Linked DNA regions of Homo sapiens: regions 1 and 2 are each linked to region 3. A link is a loop called in an ENCODE intact Hi-C map of the cell type or tissue named here. Cell type or tissue: heart right ventricle. All regions are shown on one strand. Links, peaks and the distances in the headings refer to the core of each region. The heading gives the core; the rest is flanking DNA. Region 1 overlaps SETBP1 (SET binding protein 1). Region 2 overlaps SETBP1 (SET binding protein 1). Region 3 overlaps SETBP1 (SET binding protein 1).

Region 1 (10,303 bases), core at 1,106-9,105, 91 kb after region 3:
GAATGAGACTCCATCTCAAAAAAAAAAAAAAAAAAACTCCTAAAATGCATGGCTTCAAGGCCTTGTGCTGTGTATTTTCTATATTTAATGTTATCAGGAACCTGAACCAAGGCCTCAGACTCTGAGACCCCACCCTGTGTTCTCCACCTTGACTATCCTTAGCGGTTCCCAGTAACTTTCTGAACAAAGCCACTTGTGTCTAATAAACAAGCAAAGCAGGTGAGGGATGTCCTGGGATGTGCTGCATTTTGTAGCTTGAAGGTAGGATGTTTTTAACTTAAACTTGCAGGAATCAGAAAAGTCAAAGATGTGGTAGGAAAAGGCAAAAACGGATTGTTTCTCTTGCCTTTTATTAAAAAGAAAAAAAGGAAATATAACTGCGGGTCAACTAGCAATGTAGCAATGAGAGGACTTTTTGAGGATGTAAAATTGCAACGATGAGGAAGAGGGGCCGACTTTGCAAATGCTGGAAGAGTAGCAGCCGCCAGCTGAACCCCACTTGATGGTTCCTTTGACACTGCTTTGAAACTTTCATTTTGAGTCATCCTTTGTGCTCAGCAGTAATCCCGGTTTGGCAGATAAATGACCACAGAGATAAAAGACCTTTGAACTATCTCTAAATAAATCCGTATAGCAATTCCTACCACCAACACCAAAAAAAAAAAAAAAAAAAATCATTAGTGATATGCTCAACTAATAGAAGTTTCTCCAGGCATCAGACATCAGGCACTGGTGCTGCCCCCCAGCTAACATAATTCAACACAGCCCAGGCCTCCCAAGTGCCCAGCACCACTGCAGATCACTGTGTGCCCACTCTGTGCCTCAACTAAGGAAGCTCCTATGGATGGTCCGCAGGGAGAGATGCCAAACAGCAATGAGAGCAGGACATACTAAGCAAAGGGCTGTCCTAAGTGTCCAACGGACAACTTCAACCTCACCACAGTGACATCAACAAGGAGGGGCTGCTGTTATCCCTGATTTTCCAACTGTCAGGAAACGTTTCAAGAGGTTAAGTCTTGCCTAAGATTATGCAGGCTGTCTCTGTCCAGAGGCAGAGAGACCATGTTCCTGGAATCAGGGTATCTGAGTTCTAATCCACTTCCAGAGTGGAGGCTCTTTCTAATAGACCCTGTACTCCTCATCTAGAATTTCACATACAGAGCACACCAGCCATGCTTCAGAGAATAAATGACTTTCTGTCTGAACAGAACACAGTTTTTGCTGGTTACTCTGCCAGATGCATTTTCAATGGCATAGAATTCACCAAAAAACCTTCCTTGGGGGGGTCCAAAGAGAAAAAAACAAACAAGAGAACACCAAACCAGGAGGAAACAGCCAAGCTACATGTTTTAAACCCCCAGAGAATCCCAAACACAGGAAGAAAAAAAGAGAAAAATAGAAGACGGGGTTGAGGGATAACCAAATATTCCCAAAATATATTTACGGAACACGAGTTTGGTAAATCACCACATTTTAAGCTCAACTCTGACCCTTGCTCCCATGATTTTAGATCTTTTGACATTTCGGGCTAAAAGGAAACAATTTGATGACGGAACAGTGGGTCCAAACAGAGGTCAAAAATCTGTTTATAGTAATGAGCGTTCTTAAAGAGAAACACTTGCCCTGCTGATGAAACAGAATGGCCCTTAAAGTTTCTAGATTATAGAACAGAAACAAGACCTCAGAGGGAAAATGCTGCTTTGTTTTTCTTCTTCATCTTTTTCTTTTCTTTTCTTTTCTTTTCTTTTTTTTGAACATGTAGAAGCTGAGAAGCAGGGAGGTAAAGTATGCTGGCCGAATGTGATTGTGAGTCACAGAGGCAGAGCCGGTGCCCAGGGCTCCCCATCTCCAAGGCCAAGGTTCTTTCCCTCACACTTTCAGCTGACATGTCCAATGCTCCCTGCTGCCCTGCAGAAAAGGTCGTTCCCCACCTTCCCTGCTGCTTTAGCTACAACATAATCAGAGAGAAATCTATCAGGAAACAAAATTTCCAGGCATTCTAATGAATACATAGAAATGTGGTACTTAAAAATGTTTTTAAATCTCAGGAGACAAAAACTAAAATGAAACAAGAGGGGAAATTCAACCTCTTGTGTAGAAATGCTATGGAGACCTCATCTCCAAGTCAGGATGAGGGTGTTGTGGAGGAAGAAGCTCATACTCCCAGGAGTTTGAAACACCACATTCCCACCCCCAGAAGAAGAGAGGCCAAGTCTTCTGTAAAGCAGTACACTTGGGAGTGACCAGAGAAAGTGCTGACAAAATAGGATGGCAAGGGAAGGACACTTGAACCACCAGGAGGGTAGAAGGCTCTCTGAGCCACCCACTTGTGTGGAGGAGAAGAAAACCATGGGTGCAGCAGCCAGAGGTTAGGCAACCTGCACCCTTGGCAAAGCAAGCCACCCCTCACCCTCTGCCAAACACCTCCTCTCATAGACCCCTCCTCACCCACGTGTAAACGAAATTGCTACAACCATTAAAGGTCAAGAGAGAAATGTGCTTCTCAGGACATGCCAGGAAAAGGGAAGAACCCTAGACCAATCTCTCCTTGCTGAAAACTGTGTTACCAAAAGGCTCCCCTTTCATGTCTCCCATTTTAAGCTCCTCTACACAGAGTCACTCTCAGCAAGTTCCCCAGCACCCCTGCAACCGTTCCTTCTCCCTGATTCAAAGCCCTGTGAGCACCCCTGCTACTTACAGAATTAAATCCAAACTCGTTTATTTGACATTCATTGCTCTCTGCAATCTAATGCCAACCTCTCTTCCCATCAACAACACCTAAGAAACTTTTTTCCTATCCATACTTTGTGTGTTTGCTCTTTGTGTAAGGAGGAAATAAGTGCATGATTTATTTGGCTTCTCAAAAGCAGATTGTGAATGCTCAGGACGGAATACAAGAGTCTTTCCCTAGGCATATGATGACGGTCTAGACCAAGACAAATCCTGAATGTGCTTCTAGGACCATGGCAGGCACCTGATGGGTATAAGGTTGAAGTCCTTGCAACAGGAGGAAATAAGATCTCCCAATAGAACTGGAGAGGAGGAAAAATTAAATCCAAAGAAATGAAATAGAAGTTGTATTTTTGTCAAAAGCAAATAAAATTTGTAAGTACAATGAATAAAAAAATAGGGCTTTAACTAGTGAGCTTTGAACACTCTCTCAAAACCATGGAAAACTTAGAATTAGGGAAAATGTGGCAGATTATGCTTGTGCCACCCCAGCTATATGAGAAAGTATGGAAAAAACACTCTAGTGATCCTCACCTTTCAGAAATCCTTTACTTTTATAGGGTGTGGCAACTAAGGGACTGGAATACACATTTGCTTGGAGTCTAATAGAATTGGCTTCATAGGAAAACCTCGCCCCTTCCAGCTCCTCCTCCTTTGAAGCAATCTGAGCCTCAAGTTCCTGTAAATAAATAAGATCTGCCTGGCAGCATTGTTATGAGGACTAACAGATAAGGTGAGTAATGTAAAACAGTTAGCAGAGGGTCTGCCATGTAGCTCAAGAAATCAAAGTTATTATGATGATGTTTGCTCTGTAAATTATCCATTTTCTTCTAAAATCTTCCTCTGAGTTATATCATGTAGAAATCATCACCTGTATTTGGCAGGTGAGGAAACTAGGGCTTCAGCAAATTCATACTGCAGATCCAGATTCACAAAGCTGCTTGGTGTCAGACTATCACACCACATCTCCTACCCTGAGTCACTGTATGGCATCCATTTGGAACTCCCATGCCCTTATCTTGCTGTTGAATCTAGACAGGTGTCCCTGACTCCCAACATCCTCACGAAAGAGAAGAGCTGCTAAGCCTTGCCCAGCTTGGAAACTCTTCAAAACCCTGTCACTACTGGAATTTTTTTTTTTTTTTTTTTTTTTTTTTTTTTTTTTGAGATTGAGTCTCATTCTGTCACCCAAAAAGGCTGGAGGGCAGTGGCACCATCTCGGCTCACTGCAACCTCCACCTCTTGGGTTCAAGCGATTCTCCTGCCTCAGCCTCCCAAGATGCTGGGATTATAGGCATTCACCACCCCATGCCTGGCTAATTTTTGTATTTTTAGTAGAGATGGGGTTTTGCTACGTTGGGCAGGCTGATCTCGAACTCCTGATCTCAAGTGATCCACCCACCTCAGCCTCCCAAAGTGCTGAGATTACAGGCAGGAGCCACTGTGCCCAGCACTACTGGAACATTCTTCCAGAGACTCATCTTCATGGTCTCTGTTGTTTTAATCTAATCACCTAGAAGCAAACCTGAGGAAGTGTAAGTTATTAAGTCACTTACCTGAGTAAGTTTAAGTTGCAACCACGTTGGTCCCATGATAAAGAACAAGTTACATGTGTGGGGTCCATCTGCAAAATTAGACCTGTCCAAAGGAGAGTTCAGAGGCCCCGAAGTAGCTTCTGAGCTCTCCCCTCAGCCTCTACTTCCTACCAAATGCTGCTTTCACACCTCATGTAAAGCATGTAAATCCATCATAGGCCCTCTCCCAAATAGCATCTCAATTCCTATCCTAGTTTTATATGAAAGAGAAAAGAGACTTCTATCCTGGTTAGAAGAGTCCGTGCATCCTTGAGCCAGGGAGGTAGTACTTCCATGGGCTCCTCCTCACAACTTACCACTTAAGTGGTGATGTTCCCTGACGATCTATAATCCTTCTCCAGTTTGGAGAGTTAGCCCTAGGTTTAAAATTTGGAACAAGGCTGTTGACGATGCTACACATATATGCCTTCATCCCAAAGCAGTGGACCATGTATAACTAGAGTTAACATCACAGAGAACTAGCCTATGATATGTAAGTCATGCTACCCGTATCACACAGAGCTTTCTTTTCAAACACCAATGAAAACGAAAATCATTTGGGATCCCATATAAGCTGTCTTTGCCTGGAGCTGTCAAGCAATGACTTCAGCAAAATTAACTGGTTCACTTAAATAACAACAACAAAAAGCAGCACATAATATAACACCTAATTCCCCCCAGCCTCCAAACTTGGAGGCTGAATTATTAAAGCAAAACAAAATAAAACAAAACCTTTATTATCCTGAAACTCTATGTCCTTACCCTAAGTTAAGGATCAATGCACATTTTTTGTAAGGATCAGAGAGTAAATAGTTGAATCTTTGAAGGTCATAGTACCTCTGTCACAACAACTCAACTCTGCCACTATAAGAAAAAGCAGTCAGAGTCAAAACATAAACAAATGAACTTGGCTGTGTTCCAATAAAACTTTATTTATAAACACTGAAATTTAAATTTCATATGCCTCACATATTACAAAATATTATTATTCTTTTGATGTTTTCCCAACCTTTTAAAAATGTAAAAAACATTATTTGCTCAGGGGCAATACAAAAACAGGCAGGAGGCTGGATTTGGCCCACAGGCTACAGTTTGCCAACCCCAGCTCAAAGTCAGCACATATATTCAGATGACTCCCTAGTAGGAATCACTAGCAGCTCAAAGTCAGCACATATATTCAGGTGACTCCCTAGTAGGAATCACTAGCAGCTCAAAGATCAGCTTAACAGGGCTTCCTTTCTAGCTCCTAGTGTAGGACCTGCTTCCCAGAGGCCACTCCATGTCCACTGCTTCAAAGAGTGGTACAACTTATAAAAATAGATCCAGAAGGTGATTTCAGGATTAGATGCTGGTGTGTTGCTTACGAAATCTCATCCTCATCCATTCTGAGCCAAATTACTGATCACATATTTCTCATTCATACAAATAAGTAAATTCTGCAAGTTTATGCCACTAAACTTTTCCACACACATAGTAGGCAAGGTTTCTACATCTCACCCTCAGCTTTAGCCTTTGCTTACTCTCTGGTTGCAAAACAGCAGGAATTAAGGGTAATAAAGTTAACATTCTCATCCCATAGAGATCAGAGGATGTTCCTGTCATCTATCAAGTAATTGAGACTCAGTGATGATAGCTGTATTAATTCATTTCTGGAAAGTAACAGTGCTAGGCATAAATAAATGTAAGAAGGGTGGAGAAGTACCATATGAAGCAAGCTTCTAACAATTAAAAAGTTTTCAAGGGTATTCCCATCACAGTGTCATCATAAAGAGCACTGTGCATTGAATTTCAGCCCTTCTTCTTCCTCTCTGTCCCCTCCAGTTGCTGAGGCATAAAAATGCTTACTTGGCAAATCACATATTCAAATAAGCAATTTTATTTCTTTCCCATAAAGTCCACAAAGAGCATCCAGCTTCTTGGGTGAAAATGACCAGCCTGAGAACTTCAGATATGAGCACCAAAGTCCACTGCACATTTCAGCTTTGAAATCATCCCGATGGTACAGATTCCAAAACATTATTCTGGTGTGTTCCAATGGGGAGAAAGCTATATTTGGGAACAATCAGTGGCTTTAGGAAAAGTGGTACCTAATCAGGACAATGTATTCTCTTTTTAGGGCAGCGAATTTGGGTTTGAACTCCCAAAACTGTGGGTTGCTGCTTAAATCCTGGCAGTGAAGGTGATGGAGACAAAGGGTAACCATTACTCAAGACAACCCACCCACACAAAAATACAACAACACACAAAGAACTGGCCAACTCAATGGCCAGAAACAAAGATACTCATTTTCATATCTTAAGAGACCCAACTCCAATGCAAAGCCTCACTTTCAGAGCCTGATTTGAACTGTTGCATTTTCTTGCATGAATCTCAGAAGTTTCTGTATGTGTGGAGATTAAACCTTTGGTTTCACGACAGAGTATCCAGAAATCACTGCAAAGTTGTAATGGGGGAGGAGAGAGCACAACCTCTATGTTCTGGCAAAACAAACCAATTTCTAAAAGTTCCTTTGTCTTCCAAAATGTTAAACTAAGGTGACCAATCGTCCCAGTTTGCTAGGAACTGGGGCAATTCCTGGATGCAGAATTTTCAGTCTTGAAACCAGGACAGATTTTTTGGGCAAACTGTGAGGAGTCAGTCACCCTAGAAAGTCTCTTCTAGCCAGTTCTTTGGATTTTAAATGCAACAAAATCAGCCACAACACCCGGTATAAGGATGGACACAAGCCCTGTGCTAAAGAAATAATATGATTCCTAGTGGTTTTATTGAAAATAACTGCCCCAAAGCTAAAAAAAAAAAAAAAAAAAAAAAAAAAAAAAAAAAAAAAAAAAAAACCTAATGGTAACAGAAATGCTATGGAATATCTTCGGGCTATAAAGAAAAGAAGTTCATTCATTTGTGCCATTTTTAGCTGATCCACATATCTAGAGCCCAAATAATTGATCAAATGTCAGGGAGAGAGTGACAAAGATTATGATTAACACCTACAACCTAGAACCCCAAAACTCTGTCAACAAAAGGGCTTCTTCTAGAGCCATCTCCAAGTCCCAAAGATTTTCGAAGACAAAAACTTACTATACCAAGGCAGTCCTCTGCTATCACAGCTGAGTGCCACACACAGGAAGGGAGGTCACTGTAAGTCACTGTAACCCCCTAGGATATAAAATAAATTCAATGAAATATGAACTCATTCATTCCCAACCAATTGACACCACCAACCACCTGTCTAGCTACTTTGCACATCCATGTTTGACTTTTAGGAGGAAAATGACAACTAACCAAGTTGAGTCAATGTCCAATCTTAAAAGTCCGTGATGTGTTGGACAGAGATTCAGGCCAATCACTTGCCCCCTTTCTTGTTTTTCTACAGTTCCAGTTCTAATGCTCATCACTGGCTTTCACAATGATGATTTTTCAGCTCTGTGAGAGTCTCAGTTACTACAAAGACTGGGTTTCCTTAGTCAGGTGAGTAATTCATCTTAGGAAGATTTACAGTAGTAATGACTGAAATCAAAAGGAGATTTTAACAATTCTTGACTGTTCTGATTAACTCAAATTTTTTAATATCTCACTCCTAACTATGAAAACTAATGCAAACAAAGAAAAAAATACTAAAAAGTTTGTTATGGCTTAGCTGACCCAGACACTTGGCTGTTATACAATAAACAGGAACTTTCCAAAATTACAATTCTATAGCTATTTTTTGTCAGATATGCAGAAGATATGATAAAGAACTAGACATTATACCAAGATTATAGCAGAGGTGTTTCTTCTTGAGTCTCTAAATATTCCATCAAGGAGATTGGTAATTAACGAGTAGATAAGTACAGATGACACTTGAACAACACGGGCTTGAACTTCAAGAGTCCACTTATATGAAGATTTTCTTCTGCCTCTGCCACCCCTGAGATAACAAGACCAACCCTTCCTCTTCTTCCTCATCCTCAGCCTACCCACCATGAAGACGATGAGGATGAAGACCTTTATGATGGTGCACTTCCACTTAATAAATAGCAAATATATTTTTTCTTCTTTTTGATTTTCTTAAGATCGTTTTCTCTAGCTTAATTCTGGAAAGAATACAGTATATAATACATATAATATATAAAATAAGTGTTAATCAACTGATAATACTACCAGTAAGGCTTCCGGTCAACAGTAAGCTATTAGTAGTTAAGTTTTGGGGGAAGTCAAAAGTTACACACAGATTTAACTGTGCAGGGGTCTGAATCCCCAACCCCACGTTGTTCTAGAGTCAAATATAATATATAAATAGACCCTAAGAAGTTGAGGATAAAATGGCAAAAACAGAGAAACAAACAAAAACAACCATAAGACAGGGCTTCCTACCTTCTTTTTGGAGTGGCTTCTTTCTTCCTCCTTCGTGGCTTTGCTATTTTTTCCAGCACGGGACACCTTCTGGTCCCCAGACTGCTTGATGGTGATCTTGATCTCAGGTGGACATATATAGTTCTCCAAATTCTTTGGGGGTTTCTTAGCCCGCTTTGTGGTCTGAATCTTTAGCTTCAGACTTCCCTCTGTGAAGTTTGCCTCCTTGATAGAAAATTCCTGCTCTTCCAAACCATCTCCTGCCACCCATTTCTCACTGTCCGCGTTGGAGTTGGAATCCACATCCCGCCCTGAGCCTAGTTCATCCTCCTCCTCTGGCTCCATGCGCTCTCCGCCCACCGGGATCCCCTTCCCAGGTCCTGGAGTGGAGAGCAAAGGTTCTCCTGCACAGCCAGGAGCAGCTGGGGGCTTGGCTGAGGAGACCGGCAGGAAGTCTGACTCGCCCCCTCTTTGCCGGGAGCTGCTTAAGGTTTCCCTGGACTCCATGACAATCTCTACAGTCTTCCGGAGTTCTCAGGAGGGGGAAGGGGAAAAGGGAAAAGGGAAAGGTGAGAAAAGAGGACACCCAAAATTCCAAGAACAAAGTGGTCCAGTTGCTAGGGTCAGATTCCCAGGGATGGAGACACGATGAGGTGTTCAGAAGAGATCAGATCTGCAACTGAGAAGCAAAGAGACAGTTAGGCATGGCAGAAAGGAAAATGACCCCCAAGGTTACTCAATCTAAGTTCCAGAGGCCCCCTTCCACGTATCTATGGCATCCGGAAAAAAGAAATGATGGAAAAACAGCTAACCAGAATAAGCACATCCCCAAATTGGATTTTACTAGAGCAGAGGGAAAAACACATTCACACACGCCTTCATAATGGATTGCTATTAATTTTATAGCTGTAGGCCCAAGAATAAAGATAAGAGGTGCGAGTTCTCCAGCCCGGTAGCAAGCTAGAGGTTTCTTTATACTGAAGCTTCAGCTGGCTGAGTCACTGTTAAAACCAATCATGACGAAAGGGAAGTCTGAAGTGTTGAGGCTCAGGTCTGCTGGAACTGTATTTGGTTGGCTTTTTGCACCGCTTCTCTGTCACATGTGAAGAACAGTTTGCAAAGCTGAGCACAACCCCCAGGCTGCCTGGGCCAAGCTCTCCACCCACTTGGAGGAGGGGCATTCAGCCTATCTCTTAACCATTTTACCTTTATCATTTTTCACTATGCATTATTTCAATTATGCAAAGACCTCTCTATTTCTTCAAGCAAATGCAAAGCTTAGGTTTGAGGCACACAAAAAGAAAATAAAAAGAGTTCAGTGGCAAATCACTTATAACACTGTGATTAATGGAAAACAACTTCAACAAATGTTTCTACTGACACAAAAGAGAGAAATTTAATCATTATCAATTATTTAGATTAAAAATAGCCTTTCTAGACAGTTGTAATTCCCTTTCTGGTTTCTTAAATGAAGTAGTATTGTGTCTCCATAGCAGCAAAAGAGAAAAAGGGAGAGAAGGAGCATTTTATAGGCCTGTGGAAGTGTCAGGAGTCCCCCCAGGATCTTCCTCTCTACCTTCCTCCAAGATGAGAAGAGAAAAATCAGTTAGGCTCTCTCCAAACTGTCACAGGATCAGCTAAACTCTCCTTCACCCTTCTTCACCCCACGT
Region 2 (10,303 bases), core at 1,642-9,641, 59 kb before region 3:
TTCTCATGTCTCAGCCTCCCAAGTAGCTGGGATTACAGGCACGCGCCAACATGCCTGGCTAATTTTACATTTTTAGTAGAGATAGGATTTTGCCACATTGGCCAGGCTGGTCTTGAACTTCTCAACCTCAGGTGATCTGCCCACCTTGACCTCCCATAGTGCTGGGATTACAGACATGAGCCACTGCGCCTGGCCAATCTTGCAGGCAGTATGCCTGCTGTCTTCATCTGAAGTTCTGCAAGCTACATGTTTTGGAAAGAACAACTAATGTAAGAAAAGAGGAAAGAGCTAAAGATATGTTGCTTCTCAGGAGCACAATCTGGGTTGTAGGTCCTTTCCTTCCAACAAAATTAAGAAATCACATTGCAAGCATCTGTGGGCTGTTTCCAAAGTCCGTAAAAAGCCAATAAAGGAGGATTCCCTCCTTGAACATATGCCAAGCAAAGCTGGGTGCTGAGGGAATATCCACCCTCGCTTTCCTCTTCTTCTCATCATTTACGGAATTTCTGCTTAGAACTGACCAGATGATCTGCTCACTTGGCCCAAGATGAGTATCAAAGCTTTCTAATTCATCCCCTTGGTGAATCCCAGGAAACTGATTTAAATCCCTGGGCTCACTCAGTGGCAGAGAATGGAAAAGTCAGAAGGTGCTTGTTTCAGAGAGTATCTGAGCACCGAAGTCAAAAGCTCTGCTCCTCAGCTTAGTGGAGCCAATTTGGCAGAGAATCTGGGTCCCTCGGCCAAATCTGGAGCAATTAATCATGATTACAGGTGGGCATCCGAAAGGGATAAAGCCAGGCAGAACTCAATGAACTGAACCTTGTAGTTGCAGGTATTCATAACTTTTATAATTGTAAAAGTTGCAGGAAAAATAGGAGAATCTCCTCCAGAAAGCCCACCTTGAACTCTTGGCTATTATAATATGAAAAGTCACTATGATTTTTCAGGACCTACTTTTGCCTGTTCTTCTGTCTCAGGACCTACTTTAGCCTGTTCTTGTACCAGGTAGGTACTTTAACTTCATTATCTATCTTAAATTTCACACTATCAGTGCAAGATAGTATTATTTTCTCCAGTTTATAGTTGAACACACTGAGGCTCAAACTGCTTAAATAACTCACCTAAGGTTATGACAGCAAAAAGTGGCAGAACTGGAATGTGGACATAGCTCTGAATCATGGAAAGTCCAGTTCTCTGTCTCAGCCATCCATGATCCCCTTGGGAATCCCTTCATGGAAGGTTGCTATCTCCCTCCCTACTCTGCCAGGGAGGCAGCCTGGTCCCCAGGGACATTGGTACCACTGCCAGCCATGCCTCAGGTGACTCACCATGCAGGTAAAAGTCAGACTTTCCATTAGCCCCATGCAGCCCCACAAGATAGGCATCTAAGGTATTGTCTCTGCCATCTTGATCTCCCCTTCAAATTTTTCTAAACTCAAGCTGACTTTGTTCAAAGGAGTTTCATTCCTAAATCTGGGTGACCAAAGGATTTTGTACTATACACTGCTATGAACATTGTTAATTATCATGTGTATCTTCTCTCCCCAAACAAGTTTACCCTCTGTCCCTTCCCCCTCCTTCCCCCAATCCTTCCTTCCTTCCTTCTTTCCTTCTTTCCTCTCTTCCTTCCTCCCTCCCACACTTTTTTCCTTCCTTCCTTCCTTCCAGCAATGGCATGCCAAGTTCCAGACACCATCACAGATGGTAACCAATAATGGGAAGGAGATAGTTGCATCCCAAGAAAGAGTGATATCATGATCATATAGGTGGGCAATTATTACTTTTAATAATATTAAAGTGTATTATAACTTTTAATAATACAGAGAAGTAGAAAATCCCAAGTAAGCCATCTCTATTACCACAGGTATGAAACATGCTATTGTTTCATCTTCAAATCCAACACAGCATGAGATCTAGAAAGAGCACAGGTGGCAAGAACAGTCTTGTGCCTGACAGAATGAAGGAGCTGGACAGCAGGATGCAGGGCCTTCAAGGAAGACAACTATCTTCACCAAAGAGAAGAGAGGTGAAAAGCAAGCTCTTCCTCTCCTTTGCAAAAAACAACCTTCACAAAATAAATATTTTAAAATATAGTCTTTGTCTATCAAATACTTCTGCTAACAGTTTTTATCAGAAATATTACTGAGTATTTTCAAAGACATTAAATCAGGTTATTTGCTTGTTTATTTTAATTAGCCAACTGGAACTTGCTTGCTTGTATGCTTTGCCATTGGTTGAAATGAAAATATCTTTGAACTGCTATTTGAAAACTGTGCAATCAATTTGCAATCCCTTCCACAGATGGCCCTGCTCTTGCATTAGTGTTACTGGCATTGCAAATGCCAGGATTCGGTCCTGCCACTCCTTAGCATTGGGAGCTCTTTGAGGACTGAGACAGCTGGCTGTTTTCAAAATGATTCTTCACCATTGAAGATACTCTGCAGAATCTGCCACAGCTTCTAAAGATGCTCTCAGTGCATTAGGCAAACAAAACATCCTTGGAAAACAGGACTAGATTCTTCTCATGACAACTTCCAAGGAAGTCTGGCTCCTTGGCATGTATACTTCCTCGTCCTTTGTTAAAAATCTCCCTCTTGTGTTTCATACCTTCTGGAAACAGCTTCTGGAAGCAGCTGTGTCGCCAGAAACTCTCCTTTTCTGGGCTATGTATGTGTGTATTTGCGTCTCATACAATCCTGCCTCAACCAATCCATTTGCTAAAAATAATCTCCATGATTTCACTCTCAAGAACTCTGTGCTCATCTCACAGAGGTATCTGGAAATGAAGGTTTTCTTTATGCCAAAACATCTCAGTCAAATGTGGATTAGATCTCCCCAGACCTCTTCTCCAAATAAGATATCCTTTCATTGTTCTCCCTGAACTCACACGTATGCTTGACTCACAGTCTACCCATTTTTGGCCAAACCTGTCCAGAATTTCTGGCTGATTCAGTTGGGGGATAGCTCTCTATACATTGCCCACTGAGACTGAGCAAAATGAATGTAACACACAGATCCTACATCAGCAGGACTGGAAGTAGCTGCGAAGTTAGTCTGAAAGCCCTTTAGTAATCACATGCCCAAACCCTTTATTTATAGCACAAAGAAGGGCCCACCGAAGGGACTGGCAATGTTCACTTTTGCAGACACACTCAGCAATTCACTAAAAGTGCAACCTTGAGCAAGTCATATCCCTGCAGACCCTTAATATTCCCCACCTCTAACATGAAGAACTCTGTACAATCCTTTCTGATCTGACAGCCTTTGAAACTGGATAGGCTATGGATGGCTCTGACACTCACCCAAGGCATTATCAGGCTTCATACACCTTGTCTATTACTAAAGGGAGAGATTACCTAGAGTCCACTTGAGGAACAGATAACACAACAAAAGTGGTGGAGTGGTAGGGCTCTTGACGTAACAGGAGTTGGCAAAGCCTATCTGTATCTCTAGGAAGAGCCATGCCCTCATCTCTCACTGTTCTTTCATAGAAGAAGAGGTTTCATGTTTTCTCCACAACCCTTTCTACTTAACTCTAGTTTTAATAAAGAACCCAGTATTCGTCAATTATACCACAAATGCTGTGCAACTATTCTCAGGATTTCTGTTTGTGCTTCACTTATAACTAGATAAGAAAAATTGGAGAACTCAGCTCTTTTGATAAAGAGAAATTCCAGATCTAGAAAGTAGAGGTGAGGGAGGCTCATAATTTGGAGAGCATAAGAACCGTTGCTACACGGGGAGCTATACAAAGCAAGGGTGGCTCCAGGAAAGAAGAACATCAAGAAAGTGGAAAAGAATACCAACTTCTTTCCCCTCTCTTACCTTTGCCATATCGCAATGAAAGACATGTGCATGTTAACAGCAGTGGCCATTCTCTCTACTCACTCTAAGGCTTTCCTCAACCTCATAGGATATTAATAAGCACTCCAACTATAACAAACACAGCTTATTTCCACATAAAATTTACAAGAGTTTTGCAATAGGGCTGCTTTAAATATTTACCCTTTCAATCTATTGAGTGCAAATGGCAGGCATTCTTGATAATCAAGTCACAGGGAGTCTTGTCCTATTTCAAGATATAAAGCATTTTTAATATAACAAAAGTAGTAAGATATGAGATTGATAAAATAGCTTTACTCCCTCAACCTAGAAACATTTCAAAAGATGATCTCACATAATCATCCCAACAACAATGAAAAACAGGAAGGGCTGGAAACTTCCCTGCTGGTTTGACAGATGGAGGAAATGAGGCAAAAAATCGGGCAGTGACTTGCCCAGGGACATGCTCTTGGCTTTAGAAGTCTTAGCATGGAAGGGATAATCCAGACCAGCCTTCCTCCAATGCAGGAATTCCCTTTTCCACCTTTTCTGACAGATGGGAGCTCAGCTTGAGCACTTTGGGGAAGTGGCACTTGCTATTTTAGTGACACAGCAATAGCCCTTAACAAGTTCTACCTTTATGCATTTGAAATATGCCTCACTGAAACTTGTCTCTCTAGTTCTGGGGAGCAGGAACTAATTGCTTTTTTTTTTAACCTTCATGATCTTCCTGTGAAATAGGGAATGTGAACCTCATTCTACAGACTGAAAAAAAAAAAAAACAAGATGGATTAAGCAACAGCTTCTAGGCCCCATGACTGAAGTTAGATCCAAACACCAAAACTAGAGGACTCATCCTCTCCCGTTGCTCCCCAGTCCTGCCCGTAGGCACACGCTACAGCCTGTTTATTCCAGTAGCCAGCCTCTGATCCTTTGATGACACGCCCAGGCAAAATATCCCAAGTGCTTTCAACTTTTTCTTCTTGAACACGGATCGCAATGCCATCACTCATCATCTAGCTTATAAAAGCCTTCCCCTCAATGTGGCAGGCAGATCTGAGCACACCATGCCAGTGAGAGTAACTGTAACTAACCAGTCATGTGCTGGAAATTCTTCAACAACTGGCTCTCTGGGTGGGGGAATCACCATTGTGAGGCATTTGCCAATTTCCATAGTGTAAATACTCCCAAGATGTCAAGCTACTAGCCTGAAGTCACTGATTGCAGAGTTGGAAAGAGATGTGCCCATCTGGCTCTTGCCACCTAGCATGAGTTGGCCCCAATGCACCACTGGTGTGTTCATCAGCCCGTCCACTTAAGACATCAACTAGTCTGGAATTCAGTCCAGGTAACTTGTATGGAACAGGGCATCCCAACAACTTCAGGAATCACCATGTCCTCAGTGCCAATCCAGGTGTGAGGGTAGTCAGACTTTTGCACGGAGTTCATGTGAAAGATGCCAATGAATTCATTACATAAATATTTATTTTTTTAGGATGTAGGGAAATAGCAAAATGAAAACAAAAACAAAAACAAAAAACAAACAAATAAAAACCCCAAAACGAACCAAAAAAAAACCCAAAGTCCTTATTCTCAATGAGACAAACAATGAAGTAAAATAATAACAATAAACAATAACGATCATAACACTATAACCTGTTAATTATAATAAAAGAAGAGAGAAATAAAGCAGAAAGAAAAAGCAGAGTGGGGGATATGCTGCTTTAAATAAGCTGATCAGGGAAGGCCTCTCTAAGGAGGGAATGTTAGAGTGAAACCCAAATGAATGAAAGAAGGGAGTGAGCCATCTGGTATTTGGGAGAAGAGCAATCCAAAAGAGGAAATAGAATGTGCAAAGTTACTGACATGAATAGTACTCAAAGTGTTGGTGGAACAGCAAAGAGATTGGCACCCTAGAGCAGAGAAAAAGAGCAAGGGCAGTGGTAGGAGGTGACAGCAGAGTGAGGCCACATCACGTAAGAGCCATTAGGTCAGAGCTAAGAGGTATAGGTCATGGTGCATGAATGACTCTGAGAGATATGGGGGGTAATATGGAGGAGAAAAACCAATGTGGGGCACAATTTGAGATACACTGAAAAAAAGTGCCCACTGGCTGTTTTCTTAACAGCCCCCAGTATTTGCTGACTGATTAGCTATGGCATGAGAGGTTAAGACAGGAGTGAAGGACGATGCCAAGGGTTTTTGCCTAAGAAGTTGAAGAATGATTTTTGTTGACGTTGGGAAGATTGGAGTGGGTAGGTGGTAGGGTAGGCATGGTCAATAGCCCATGAACATCTTGGTTTGGCTCAGTGCTGGGAGCCTCAATGCAGAACACTAACACACAGTGGGTTTGTGGGCTGATGCATAGCTTGTCTTGGCTGCAGCACTACATACATTGAGGATGTCTTAGGGAAGGAGAATCAAAAGGTGTTTGGGATTGACCCACCTTGTAGAACACGTTGAGAAATCTGCATTATTAGGAATTCAAGATGTACCTGAGTAAATCCCAGATAAACGCAGTGAGTCTGCTACACCTGGACCTATTCCAGTGGGTCTACATGTCTGCGAGTTTCTTTGGAACTGAAGATTCATTTCCCCCTCTCATCTGCTTGCTACATTCATTCTGAATTTCAACTTTCTCTTAGGGAGCCCCTGCAAGTGCCAGGCCTTGTGATGCATTCTGGGGATACGCCAATGAACAAATAATATATAAGCCCTGCTCTCAGGGAACCCAAGAGTCTATTAGGGGAGACAGCATTTATTTTGAATATGAAAACCAAATATAATTTAGAGCTGTGATAAGTTCAAGAAAAAGTAATGAGAAAAAAGGTATGGGTAGGACAAAAGAATTAATGAAGACCGGTCTGATGTAGAATTTGAGAGTGGTCAAGGAAGGCTTTCCTGAGGAAGTGACAATAAAGCCATCCCCCAAAGGATGAGTAGAAGTTGCTAACTGAAGAGCTGTGGGAGAGGCACTTCAGGTAGATGGAACATCATGGTGAAGGCTTCTGGCAGGAAAAAGTAATTTGCACGTTGGAAGAGCCCCTGCAGTTTATAATGTAGAAAGAGGACTAGACTGAGGTTAAGACTCCTGGATTCTAATCCAAATCCTGTCATGACCTAGCACTGTGACCTTATTCCAGTTACTTATCATTTCACATATTCAGCTCAATTTATTCACTTGTGCAGTTAGAATGCAGATGGGGCAGTGTGTTCTGCAAAGTAACACATGCTTAGTAGCCAATCATACTCAAGTTCAGATATGAGCTCTTCTTAGAAGCTGAATCTCAAGTTTCTGTTTATCATCCATAAAAGGTGGATAACATTAGCTACCTCATAGGGATGTTTGGATGGGGATGTTTCGATGTCTGTAATGAGACAAAGGAGTCAGTGCCTCATAAATATGAGTTAGTCTTCCCTCCATCCTGTGATATCTTTAAGGGGTATGGCGAGGCTCAACTTAGACCACTAAAATGAGATCATCAGGAGAAGATACTGTACCACATTAACAGATGAAATTGTTGGTGTTAAACTTTGTACCCTTCCTCTCCCTTACACCTGGCCCTCTAAATCTCTTCACATGGGAGAGCTGTGGGCAATGCGGAGGGGCTTTGGCTATTACCATGGGCAAGTTGTAAGTGGCCACCTCAGCATAAGGTTGGCAACTTGCCTTCCTGGGCTTAGGGCAAAGGTGGGCAGGAGGTGACTGGAAATGTTGGCTCTTCTATGAAGCTTTTATTAGAAACAGGGAATTCCCCAGTGCTCTTTCAAACTCTTTTGGCCAAACATTAAATGCCCCAAGGTCAAATTTGTTAGTGCATCCACCAGCCCAGAGGACTCTTGGCTTTGGGGTTGAATTCCACTTATCTCCCTTCCCTCCCTTAAGCCTTGCAATTTAGCCAAGGCAGCTGCTCATACCTCATCAGCCCTTGAGTGGTTCAGTCTGTACACAAAAATAGACACACATGGCAATCACTGCTTTCATGGGGCCACCATTAGAAATTAGATACACTCAGGACACTCTCCAGTGAGGGGAAGGAGAAGCTGGTAGATGCTTACATGGCAGAATGACAGAGCTTGGGCTGGTCCCCAAAGAACCAGAATGGGTATCAAAGGCACCCAGGAAAAGCCATTTTACTTGCTTGAAATTCAGTTTCCTTATTTCTGAAAATAAGGTCCTCCAAATCCTGGCTAGCTCACAGGATTTGGGGGAAAATAAAATGGGATGGAGGCCATGAATGTGCTTTATACCTATTATACCAATAAATGATATTAGTGAGAATATTATTATCCCTACCAGCCCTGATAGATCACATGGCCATATATGGGGCATAGAGGAGGGGAAGAGCCCCCGGACCCTCTGGGGATTCATTTAAGCAGAGCAGCTGTTGTTTGACCCATGGCTGCACACCCAGCTTCATGGGAATACGGACGGACCAAGCTGCATGTTTGCAGCAATGGTGCAGAACGTGGGGGCACAACTGCCAGAGTATAGCATGTAGGTGGGCCATGAGGAGATCTCAAAAGAGGCTGAGGGCACTGAGGTTACTGATTTCAGGGCTCATGCAAGTTGCCTTAGTTTCCTCTGTGTCTCTGATCACTGCCTACCACTCAGAGGAGCCCCTGAAGGTGGTGGGCTGAGGGCTGGGCGGGGCTGATAGCTGCAGCCTACCAGCCTGTGCCTGTGCATCTCATTATTGAGCGGGGCTGAATCAAAGCAGCTCTGTGCAGCTGCTGTCCCATTTAATCCATTTGTAATCAAAAGTGATTAGGATGGATGCCTCGGTGCTGAGGTTATTGTGTGTGTGATCAAAGCTGAGGCTCTTATTCGCTTCCTAGAACCGCCTGCACCTGGGAGGGCGTGGAAGGCCGTGAGCCTGGGGCATGGGGCAGGCAGCTGTTGGCACTCAGAAAGAGGGTGGGCTCCAGGAGCAGAGCCCAGGGATGGCAAGTGTAGCCTCGCCGGTGTGAGGCTTAGCAACCTTGAGGAGGTCCCCAGAGAGGCCCATGGCCCAGGTTTCACCTCTGGAGGCTAGCATTCCCAACCTAGAGAATGGGGCAGATGGCAGACTGAAAGCAAGCAGGACTCATTCAATGTTAGACTCATGAAGGATTCTAACACTCTCTCATCTTATTGAAGAGGACAATGAGATCCAGAAAAAAAAAGCATATTATGTGCCTGGCTGGCACTTGTGTGTGTAAAAGGAAGGAAAGAGAGAGGGGAAAAGGAAGAGACCAGGAGAGAGAAAGGGACAAAGGAAGTCACCTGAAGTGATGCACAGCTGGTACAGAGACCGTGTAGGCTCATGCTGGGAGAAGAAAGAACAATAAAGATGCAAAGGTGGCCAGAAGAGCTGAGTCCAGGTGTTTTACCAGTTTATATGTTTCTTTTGACCACCACTTCTGGTAACTTTCTGAGTTGCATTTCCCTAAAACAGCAAGATCTCAGCCCAGACCTCATCCTCTATTTATAAACTCTGCCTGAGTAAAGTTTGATATCCCACTTCTCTGTGCCAATCCAGATCATAAACATCACTACCATCCAAATGAAGACTCACCTCCTACAGGAAGCTTTCCTGGGCCCTCCTTCTCTGAAATGGTCTACCATGTTCTATCTATGCCACTTATTTACCACTTAGCATATACTGTCCTTCAGATGGCTCTTGGGTTGAAGGGTAAATAATTCCTTTAACTTTTGATGATGATAATGATAATGATGATGATGATGACAATATGTGCCCCGCTTCATCAGCCAGACCAAAGGTCCAGAGGACAGCTGTTACATAGTGCACTTCAGGACCCCCTCCACACCTAACAGAATAGATCCCAAGGTTGAATAGATCCTGTGTCTTTGATAGGAGACTGGGAGCTCCTTGAAGGCAGGAGATAGGCATTTATGAGTATGCACCTGTCTCCAGAACTAAGCACTCTCCTTGGCTAGAATAGACAGGTGTCTACCAATTGGTGAATAAAAAACACAAAGGGTTTGGAATGAACATCTACTGTGATTTAATTTTGACATGGTCAGTGAGGCTGCCTAGAGGTCTGGGAAGCAGGAGAAGTTGGGGAACCAAGAAGCCAGGAAAGCTGCTTCTTTATACAAAGGTTTTTCAGAGCAAAGGAGTTGGGGGATTTTCCACCTATTCCTGATATAAGAAGCCATCTGGTGCCGGGTGCTGTGGCTCACACCTATAATTCCAGCACTTTGGGAGGCTGAGGCAGGCAGATCACCTGAGGTTAGGAGTTCGAGACCAGCCTGACCAATATGGTGAAACCCTGCCTCTACTAAAAATACAAAAATTAGCTGAGCATGGTGACGTTCGCCTGTAGTCTCAGCTACTTGGGAAGCTGAGACAGGAGAATTGCTTGAACCAGGGAGGCGGAGGTTGTAGTGAGCCGAGATCCCACCACTGCATTCCAGCCTGGGCAACAGAGCAAGACTCTGTCTCAAAAAAAAAGAAAAAAAAAGGAAAGAAAAGAA
Region 3 (10,303 bases), core at 1,330-9,329:
TCTGATCTTGTCCTGCCCCTACTTAACCTTTTTTTTTTAAATACTTTAATTTCTAGGGTACATGTGCACAATGTGCAGGTTTGTTACATATGTATACATGTGCCATGTTGGTGTGCTGCACCCATTAACTCGTCATTTACATTAGGTATATCTCCTAATGCTATCCCTCCCCGCTCCTCCTACCCCACGACAGGCCCCGGTGTGTGATATTCCCCTTCCTATGTCCAAGTGTTCTCATTGTTCAATTCCCACCTATGAGTGAGAACATGCAGTGTTTGGTTTTTTGTCCTTATGGTAGTTTGCTGAGAATGATGGTTTGCAGCTTCATCCATGTCCCTACAAAGGACGTGAACTCATCCTTTTTTATGGCTGCATAGTATTCCATGGTGTATATGTGCCACATTTTCTTTATCCAGTCTATCATTGATGGACATTTGGGTTGGTTCCAAGCCTTTGCTATTGGCGAATAGTGCCGCAATAAACATACGTGTGCATGTGTCTTTTAATGGCACCCACTGCTTTTAAGCTAGGGACAGTAATTTTCTCTCCCGGTCAACAAGGATGGGGCAGGTACTCACTCCAGTCTCATTTCCCACTGTTTCTCATCAGTTCATTGGACCTACATGGATCTTCCAGTTCCTCAAAATTTCCTCAGCCATAACTACTCCCTCTTGGGGTCTTTTGGAAAAACGTCCTCATTGCTGGGCTGCTCTTCCCTTCTCCATTCACTGGCTCACTCCTGCTCACCCCTCTGCACAGATGCATCAGGAAAGCTTCCTGCCCTTCCCAGCACCACAGGTTTTCTTCAAAGTTCTTGCCATTTTGAAACTGTTTATTTACATTTTGATTGTCGGATCCGTGCTCGGAAGGCCACCAGGGTTGGTGTGAAGATCAAATCTGAGAATGGGGATAGATATCCTTCAAGAATTATAAACAGAATCCCAATATAAATCCCTGCTTTTTTCATTGCTGCTTCTAAAGGACTCCCAGCCCCCAAAAGAAAGTGAAAGCAGAAGCATCACTTACCCCAAACATCAAAAGGAAATGACATCCAAAGCAGGCATTTTTAAAATTTATGTTGGGCTAAGACGGTAGCCACCACAACTTGGTGAATAATTAGCCTTGAGGTCTCCTAGCATAAAATAAAAATCCACTTCCCTCAGGCCAGAGAAACCACTGACAACCACCAGCCTGAGTTTTGACAATTTCCCTGCCCATCACACACCTGGTTCCTAAGGTCCCAGTAGCCAAAGGGGAGTAAATATTAACTCTGGTAGGGAATGATTTGTCAGTCATGAACAGCTGTCCACAGTTTCCAAGGTACTGACCTGAAAAGGAGATGAAAGGAACAAAGACTGGGGTAGCTTCCACACTGGGCAGGACATCTTGCCCTTGCCTCTTGGTCTGCTATCTAGCCAGTGATGCTGATTTCTATACCTACACATTCAGGTTCCTTTACCCTTTGGTTTTAGCCAAGAAGGGGCACCAGCAGGAGATCACAAAAGGGAGGTGAGTGAGGTCAGAAGTATTGTTTTCCCAGCTTCCTCCATGCTGGGTCACCCCAGGCTAGCTGTGTCCTTAACCAAAGGCCACAGCTCCTATCAAGTATACCTCCAACAGAGCTTGCTTGTGCCCTCTTTTTAGCTCCGCATCCCCAGCAAACCTACACATTCTGAAACTGATCCTCCTTCTTCAAGCCTAGTGTGATCATGGTTCATCTGCGATATTACTATCCCTGTGATGCTGCAGCAATCTTTGTGGTTTCCCTACACCCAGCTCACAACCTGGAGGTAGAGAGACATCATTTCAATAAGCACACACATGCGCAAGAGTGCAGTTTTAGGAGATGAGTTTTAGGAGGTAAGGAATGTGTTTCTACGCATGCCTGCATTTCTGTGATCTGGGGTGGCTGCAGGATCTAATAGGCAAGGCTTCTCGGAAAAAAACCTATACTTGATCTGACTTCAGAACAAGGCCAAGTTTAGGTGGGGCATGCATAGGAGGCTAGTGGAGGGAACAGGAAAAATCCCAAGCAGAGAGAACAACCTATGGAAAGGCCCTGTCCACTCTTACACAAAGGTTCTCACCTGTCTATTAAAGCTATTATGGGGAACACACAGCCATTTTAAATGTCTACACAAATATAAGATGTTAATGACAGTCATAATTCTGTTCATAAAAATCCTCAAGCTTTGATTTTACTTCTCCAACACATAAAAGTTTCTTGTAGGCCAGATCTCGTCCACAGTGCCCACCACAATGGCTAATTAATATACAGCTGAAGTCCAATAAACACAAGCAAATAATTGATTGATTCACTGAGGAACCAAAGGATGGAAAAAATCCAGCAGAGGCCTAGCACTGCCTATCAGTGGAGGCAAGTGCATGAAATGTGGATGAGTTGACTTCAGGCTAAGTATGGGGCTGACCTTGGGCAAGTTACACTTACCTCTACATAATGTTTGTTCAGGTCTCAGGCTCCAAGATAGGAGATAAGCGAGAGTTATTTTGGTCTTTTGAATGCTTAGGAAAACAGCTGAGCTACACGTAAGTGACCTCCATTCCTAGGGCAATATGTTAAGTTCAGTCTCAGTGTGAGGTTTCCAGCTCCCCACAAATTAAAAACACAGCATCAGAGAAGAGTAGAGGTTTCCTTATAACCCAGAGATACCATTGTGGAAAGCCCCTGTTGCCGGAAAAATGATGACTTTCCTCATAAAGGGGAAGTGCTATTTTAGATTCAGCCACTTTGGTTTTTCTTTCCACCCTGGGGTATAAGTTTGATTCCTGGGTATCTTCCTATACCTCAAGGAGTTATAAAGAACCCAAGAAAAAGCCAAGTTAAGTCCACCTTCACTTAGGTGGAAGGATTTCATTGTTCCAGAAAGAAAAGATGGTCAGAGGGACATTTCCATTTCTGTAATTAACCTCAGTGTGGCCTTAGGGAGCCACCTTCCTTCTCTGGGGCCCAATTTTCTCATGAGTAAAATGAATGGCTTCCACTAAATGATCTATCTATGAGATCTTCAGATTTTATGATTTTTGAACACCATTTTTTTTGTTATGGTTTCAGCAACTATGTCTTGAAAGTCTACATGTTCTCAACATTATGTTATTTCTTGGGAGGGAACAGTCCATCCCTGCACCCAAGGATTCTTATTTTGTGATTATGGTCCTCCTAAGAGGGTCTATGAATCTCCAGATGTTGCATATAACACTTTGTGTCTCTGTGTATATTTCCTGGCCTAAAAGCATCCATAGCGTTTGGGTCCACAAATGGATCCTATATGCTTTTAGTAGAACAGGTGACTGCTTAGATGTCAGGGAATGTGTTCATAAGACACCAGCATCAAGAGCAAGCCCAACATGAATCCACCTGCCAAGCTCTATGACAACCTGGGTTATCTTCCGGAACAGGATGGCTCTGGATTTGAGATGAGATCAGAGAGGTGGACTGCTAAAGAGAAAGAGAGTTTGGGAAGTCAATGCAAAAGTATAATTGTGGGCAAAATATGCTGTGTTCTCAAGAAAAGAAAAAAAAAATCTCTAATTGCTGTGGGAATGAGCTCTCTCCATGGCGCACCTGGAGGTTCATGCACTTTCTGTTTTCTACCTGTCCTCCATTAACATCAGCCCCCAGAGTACTGGGTTCAAGGAAAGAGCAGGACTCTGTTTTGCAGCTGGGAGGTGGCGCAAGAGAGAGCTACCATTTTCGCCAAGAGAATTCTAAGAGATCCTGAACCTGCATCTGTGACTCAGCCTGGATGGGGCCACCTCTCACCAGGCTACACCAGGGGTAGGGACAGGGTAGTGGCTTGGTGCTTTTCATCATGGTTAACAGAGAATAAGTCATGACAGCTAGCAGTATCATATTGCTCTGCGATTAATGCAAAATACATGACATTCATTGATTTTAAGGTAAATTTAAAACATGTAATGACAGAGTGAAAGCTATGCCATACACAGTTACACATGCATGGGAGAAAAACATGTATAAATTGAAGCTTAGGAGTTATAACTTACACAGAAAGTGCTATTATTCAAAAATTTAAACATATGTGAGACAACATATAGCAAATATGCTGACATATGGCATTGAAACCAATACGTCAACACTTACAAGTAAGAAAACATCTATAAAAATACAATAAGAACAGTTCTCTCTTTACATTGAGGCCACAAATGAGACCACTGCTGAACATCTCTGGTTAAGCATTAACACACACCAGGATCTGCCTGTAACCTGTTCGTTAAGGTGCAGTGCCCCAGCTAATTAATACATCACTGGCAGATCAAGTTCAGAGAACAATATTGAGCAAGTGCATTCCTGAGGCCTCATTTACCCCCCTTCAGGTAGGCGGAAGTCCAGAAGGGAAAAGGGGATAAGGGAGAAGAGAGAGAGACAAAATAAAGTAGAGATTATTATTTTGCTACAGTAGAGCATCCCACAGTTGATAAAAGTGGTGTGTGTATGTGTGTGTATGCATGTGTGTGCGCGTGTGTGTGTAGCAGGCTTGCATGTGCTGGCCAAGTTCTGAAATCATGTCACTTGAGAAAAAGCTGAAGGAATAGGAGCTGTTTAGACAGGGAAACCCTACATTGAAAGAAGGCTATCATAACAGTATTCTGCCATGTGCAGGGATTGCTGCTGACTGTGGGCATAGACAATGCTGTATTGCCTGTCACTTCCACTCCCTGGGCCTCAGACTATTCATCTGTAATGTGAGAGACTTGTATGAGATGCCTGATTCTCAACTCATGCTGCAGTTGGAATCACATAAAGAGCTTTTAACAAATACAGATTGTGGGGCTCCACCCCAGATAAGCATCTCTTTAGGAGGGAAACAGGCATTGGTATTTTAATAGTTCCCCAGGTCATTCTTACGTGCATTCAGTGAGGATGGACAAGCACTGGTCTAGATTACCACTAGATAATTCTAGATTATCCTGGAGGTCTCTCCTAGCGCAATAGGCAGGAACCGTTCTAGCTCTAAAACTTTACTTAATTCAGTCATATATATAATTCTTTTCCCATTTCCTCTGTGACTCTGGAAGGAATCATAATCCTAAGGGAAATTCAATACATAAAATATTGATGTTCATTTTGCAAATACCCGATAAATAAATTCACTGAGCTGACTGAAAATGAAAAATCTGTGGAAAGAGAACTCCATTATAGAAGATCTACTTGAGTCTTAATTCGGGATCAGTTTGCTCCAACATTCAGCACATTTTTCACCAGCTTGATTATGTCGTATCCCATCCACAGCAGATTAGAAGCACAAATTGGAAGGTTAGTTTGGTGAAAGAGCTGGTTATGTTTATTAACAGTGGAAAAGGAGAAGAACTAGCATCTTCACAGTGAGAAAGAAAACTCAAATGATATAAAAAGACAGCACAGGAACCAATGTAAAATCATAGTCTAGGGATGTTTAGTGTAGGGCCAAACTGCTCTACCCATTTTTAAAGACTGACAATATCTCTGTGTTACTCTCTAACAATTAGAGAGAGAAGAGCTTATGTTGACTGAGTTCTATTTAACAAGGCAAGGCCACATGTGTATGTATGTATGCTTTTGTATCTGTATGGTGATTTTCTAAGCAATGATTTTAAATGTTCAAAATTTGAGGGTTAGCATAAAACATTGTATGTATAAAATACATAAAATACACGTATTCTTGTCAGGCTTTTAAAAATACACCTGTTATCTGTAGCCTTTTCCACCTTAAAAACATTCTTCAGGTTTTCATCAGATAATAATCACCCTGGATGTAACCAGTAGATGAGTTTAGAAACCCCAGAATCAATAGGTGGGCAGAATGAGACACAGTTTCCCCTGCTACTCTTAGTCAGTAAACCTGATCTAAAACCGCTCAATCACTCCCACTCTACTTCTAATAACAGCTATAGCTACCGAAGGAGACTCAGGCTATGAGGAAGAAGACTTGGTGTTCGATGTGCCAAGTAGCAATGAGTGAATTATAAACTGGTCAGGGTTCCTGACACTATGAGGATCTAAAAGGAACCTGAGACCGAACAACTAAGAGACCACCCATGCTATTTCAGGGCTCATCACCATCACTGTGGCATTTTAATAAGTCATGGTATTTCAAGAAAAAGAGAAAGAGAGGAGTGGGAAAATATCCATGGAACTGGTAGACCATTGACTATGGCAAGCAGTGACCTTATTCACAATAACATCCCCTCATAAGACACTGCTATTTTATACTAGATTTATTGCACTTAGGTAGAAGCAGCACTTTATCAACTTACTTTTCTGGAGCACAGGAATCATATTTTTCTTGAAACTAGAGGGGAGGGCCTCTGCCACATTTTCAAATCTGGGTAAGCCTTGATCCTCCACCGCATCTGAGCCTCGTCTATAATATTAGGTAGAATGTCTTGCATCCATGAATGTTTCCTGCTTGATAACCCAAGGAAGAATTATCACATACAAATCTCAGATCCTAAGACACATTTTGCCACCAATAGTCATCCCTAAACAAAATGAATCACGATCCCAAGTCACATCCCTACCCAATACCATTTATTGAAGAGCCTGCAGTGGTATGTGAAGGTAGGAGGTCCAGCAAATCTTCCTGTTGTTTATTTGAGTGACTTTAGACAATGAGGTGATATGTTAGGGACAGCACTGGGTAAGAACGACACCAAGAGGGCTGGGGTCATTGCAACCCTTTGTGACTTCCCAGCAGGTTACTTTCCTCATCCAAACTTCAAAATCCTCTTCTATAAAATGAGAGATGTGCTGGGCAATGTCTAAAACTCCTTCTGTCAGCCCTGGGAGCCTCTGAATTACGATCTCATTGCCTCCAGTAATCTCCCAAGTTTTGTACACGACCATATCTTCCTGGAAGTCCCCTCTGCTCTTTCCGACTCCAGTACCTCAGCCTGAGCATGAGAAGAGCAAGCTTCTAGTCCCAGTTCCACCTCTTGGTGGTGGGGTGCAGCATTTATCTCTAGGACAACTAAATAAAATGATCTCTTAGTGCATCAAAAATTCAGTCCTAAAAGTCATTTCTGTTTAAGAATACAGCTGTATCCATCACAGACAGTGAATTTTACAAAATGCCGTACAATGGCTGCAATCTTAGCTATTTTAGAAGAGCTAAAAGGGTTACAGTTGTGTCCCAAGGGAAAGGTGCTGCTGGTGTCCCCATTCCCCCTCTTATTTAGCCCTCCCCTGTTCATACTCTGCAGGCTGTTATTATCTTTACATTTACCTGCCAACCAACCTCCAAAAAATCTGTTCAGTCACAGTAGTTACAGAAACCAAAGAAGCGGCCAATAGTCCAACTCTGACTAACCCCTTGTTAATGGCTAAGAATTAAAGAACAATTTCTTTTTGCAATTAACATATTCTGTACTGTAAGTATATCATGAACTAAAAATAACATGTCCTCCACAATCCTTTGGCCCACAAGAAGCTCAACAGAGGGAGGGGAAGAGAGAGAAAGAGAGACTGGAATGACATGCCATGAATCCTAAACATCTTCCTAATTGGATAATTAAAAGAGTTCTGGATAGCAGTTCAAAAAGCCTGGATTCTGGTAAGGGCTCCCCTACATATTTATCCATCTGTGTGGCCTTGGCTTGATCTTGTACCCTATCTAGGCTGTTTATAGGATTATGTTTGAAACCTAGTAGGCACCCCTTAAAAAGTTATCCAATCTATTGTTCTTTTCAAACTGTCTCATGCATAAGAACCACCTGGAGAGCTTAATAGAACACACAGGGGGTCCCCACCACCCAAGTCTCTAATTCAGTATGTCTGGGGTGGGGTCCAAGTATAGGCGTTTCTAACAAGTTCCCAGGTAATGCTGCTGCTTCTGGTCCTGAGACCACACTTTGAGAAGCACTGATCTGGCCCAGTGATGTCAACCAGGGCTGGAAATTAGAATTCCCCTGAGGAGGGGCACTGGCAATATGCCGGTGCTCAGTGTGCACCAGGCCTTTTCAATCAGAATCTCTGGTTGTGTGGCCCCAGCATCTCTATTATTAACAAACTCCCCAGATAATCTTAATGTGCAGCAAAGGTTTAGAACACTGATTCCACCCAGCTGCCTCATTTTATAGATAAAAAAACTGAGGTTCAGCAGACCAATGACGGCTCATTCAGCACATGCATCTGCAAAAGGGGAGGTTTGGACACAATAATTTGGAGACCCTAGATTTTAATTCTACGGCTGTCACACTCTATAGCTGCATTTCTGCTTTTTCTCTTATCCCATGATTCCCAAATAATAATAGTCAGGGAGACTTTCTTCATCTGGCCACTCCATGTAACCAGAAGGAGAATCCAACAGGACCACTCGTAGTTGGAAGGCTCTTGCATTCTCAAAGCTCTCCTCCGGGTAGTTTCTAAATATAACAAGCAGTCAGACACTCTGAATAACTCTCGGCTGACTTGGCTTCCCTGGGATAAACTTTTTTTTTTTTCTCCTAGATTATGCTATACCAGGAATAGAGCCCTAAGGGGAGAAATTCCTCTTCAAAGTCAGAGCTAGATAACACTGTGTGTGGTATTCAGGTTGTTCTCCTTTGGAAAGAGAAAAAAAGGTGGGAGGCAAACTTCTAAAACCAGCCAACATCAAAAAGCATATTCCTACTTTGTCTGTGTGGTGTGCATGGAGGGGAGGCAGAGGAGAGGTGGAAGTGGCCGGGCAAAAGACAATTAACACATCCTGCTCAGCAGGGGGAGGAACGTGGGCATCCGGTCCAGGTACTCCAGGCGGTGGTGGGCAACAGGAAAAGTACACATGCCAGCTCTGGCAACTACCCTATGCTGGCTCTACCACCAAAGACCCGGAACCAAAGTTGGGTGCACAGTTTGCTCCCTGAATGGTGGGCTCAGGCACGGCTCTGACTTCATTTCTCAGGCAGGCAACAGACACGTTTACCTTACGCTCTGGCTCCTGCTGTTCCTTGCAGCAAGGGGGAATTCGATGGGACCTAAAAATCATCTGGAACATACACAGACATGGATATCTTCTCTCTCACATAAACACAAAGACCTTTCCCCATATTTCCGTGCAGGCCAAGCCTCTGTATTTTCCAGCATGACACTGTATTTGCGTATTGTAGTGGATGGGACATTGGGGATCTCCTAGTCCTGTACTCCCCCTTTGCTGATGGTAACAATTTTAAATGCTGCTATTTATTAAACATCTATTATATTATATATCAGGTACTTTATACAAATTAAATCTAATCCTCACCCAAAGCCCAAAAGCAGAATTGTTAGATCACAGAAAATGGAGCAGAGGCAGACAGAAATGAAATGATGAGCCCGAAACTGCACAGCCAACTGTGTCAGAACCAGGACTGAAGTGCATGGTTCTGGCTCCAGATGGATGCCTTCCCCACAGTTGAGTAGGAGGTCATGAAGAAGAAGAGATGATACCTGCCTTACCCCTCCCCAAGAAGTTAGGGCAATTAAGCGGCCGCCTCAGCTGACATCACTCTGTGCTTTTCAAGACTTGAGCCAAAATTCTATTTAGAAATTCTAAATGTCCAGGGAGGCGTTTGTAAGCGCTCTCTCACTCTTGCTCTCTCTCGCTCTCTCTCTCTCTCTCTCTCGCCCCCACAGGAAAATACAGCCTTTTGGTTTCAACCTTAGACAGGGAGAAGCCCAGCTGCTATTAAAACTGAGCAGGAAATTGCATGGATGACCAGACAGCGATTCTTCTTCTCCATGGAAATTTCTCCTAAATGCTGAAAATTCAGGGAAAGTGAGTGGTTTGGGACACGTCTAGAAACCCTGAATGTGTCCCCCACCACTGAGAGATGCAAGTCTCCTCAGAGGCTGATGTGAGGCCCACAAAGCAATGCACTGATTTGTCTGTTTTATCTGTGTGGGTGTGCATGTATATATGTGTGTGTATGTGTTTTGTGTTGGAGTAAGAAACATTACAGTAAGAGAATTTTCCTGCAAAAAGTCCTTCTCCCATCTTCTTTCTCTACCACTAGGACGGTTTTCCGAAATGCAGTGCTTTTGACATTTGGGACTGAATCATTGTTTTTCGTGGGAGCTGACCTGTGCATTTGAGGGTGTTTAGTGGCATCCCTGGCCTCTACCCACTAGATACAAGAGCGCCTCCGATCCAACTGTGACATTAAAAATGTCTCCAGACTTTACCAAATATCTCCTGGAATTGAGGGCAGGACAAAATCCTGCCTTCAGCGCACCTCTTATGCAAAGTAGCTCTAGTCCATTGTCAACTTAACTGTCCTTGAACTTCTCTAAACTCCAGGCAGGCAGACTCCTCACCAGCTCAGCCTGTGT

Evidence for each region. Peaks named below come from ENCODE experiments on the same cell type or tissue, not always from the same donor. Only the 100,000 strongest peaks of a DNase experiment are listed, where the experiment ranks them.
Region 1: a loop joins it to region 3, with 1.9 times the contacts of the local background. A loop is called at or near these places in 7 of 110 quality-filtered maps.
Region 2: it touches region 3 in a loop (1.9-fold over the local background); 4 of 110 quality-filtered maps call a loop at or near these places.

The regions. Positions count from the first base shown.
Region 1 is chr18:44,700,184-44,710,486 of GRCh38, reverse strand. It overlaps SETBP1 (SET binding protein 1), which reads right to left. Exons shown (of 6, transcript NM_015559.3): 2 at 8,655-9,312. The coding sequence starts at 9,140. Among named protein-coding and RNA genes, the nearest start is that of SETBP1, 24 kb to the right of the region's middle. In heart right ventricle, for the core only: no CTCF peak of the experiment used is centred there; no DNase peak of the experiment used is centred there; H3K27ac peaks cover 2,566 bases.
Region 2 is chr18:44,850,357-44,860,659 of GRCh38, reverse strand. All of the region lies in intron 2 of SETBP1 (SET binding protein 1), which reads right to left. Among named protein-coding and RNA genes, the nearest start is that of MIR4319, 110 kb to the left of the region's middle. In heart right ventricle, for the core only: no CTCF peak of the experiment used is centred there; no DNase peak of the experiment used is centred there; H3K27ac peaks cover 1,157 bases.
Region 3 is chr18:44,791,015-44,801,317 of GRCh38, reverse strand. All of the region lies in intron 2 of SETBP1 (SET binding protein 1), which reads right to left. Among named protein-coding and RNA genes, the nearest start is that of SETBP1, 120 kb to the right of the region's middle. In heart right ventricle, for the core only: no CTCF peak of the experiment used is centred there; no DNase peak of the experiment used is centred there; H3K27ac peaks cover 2,967 bases.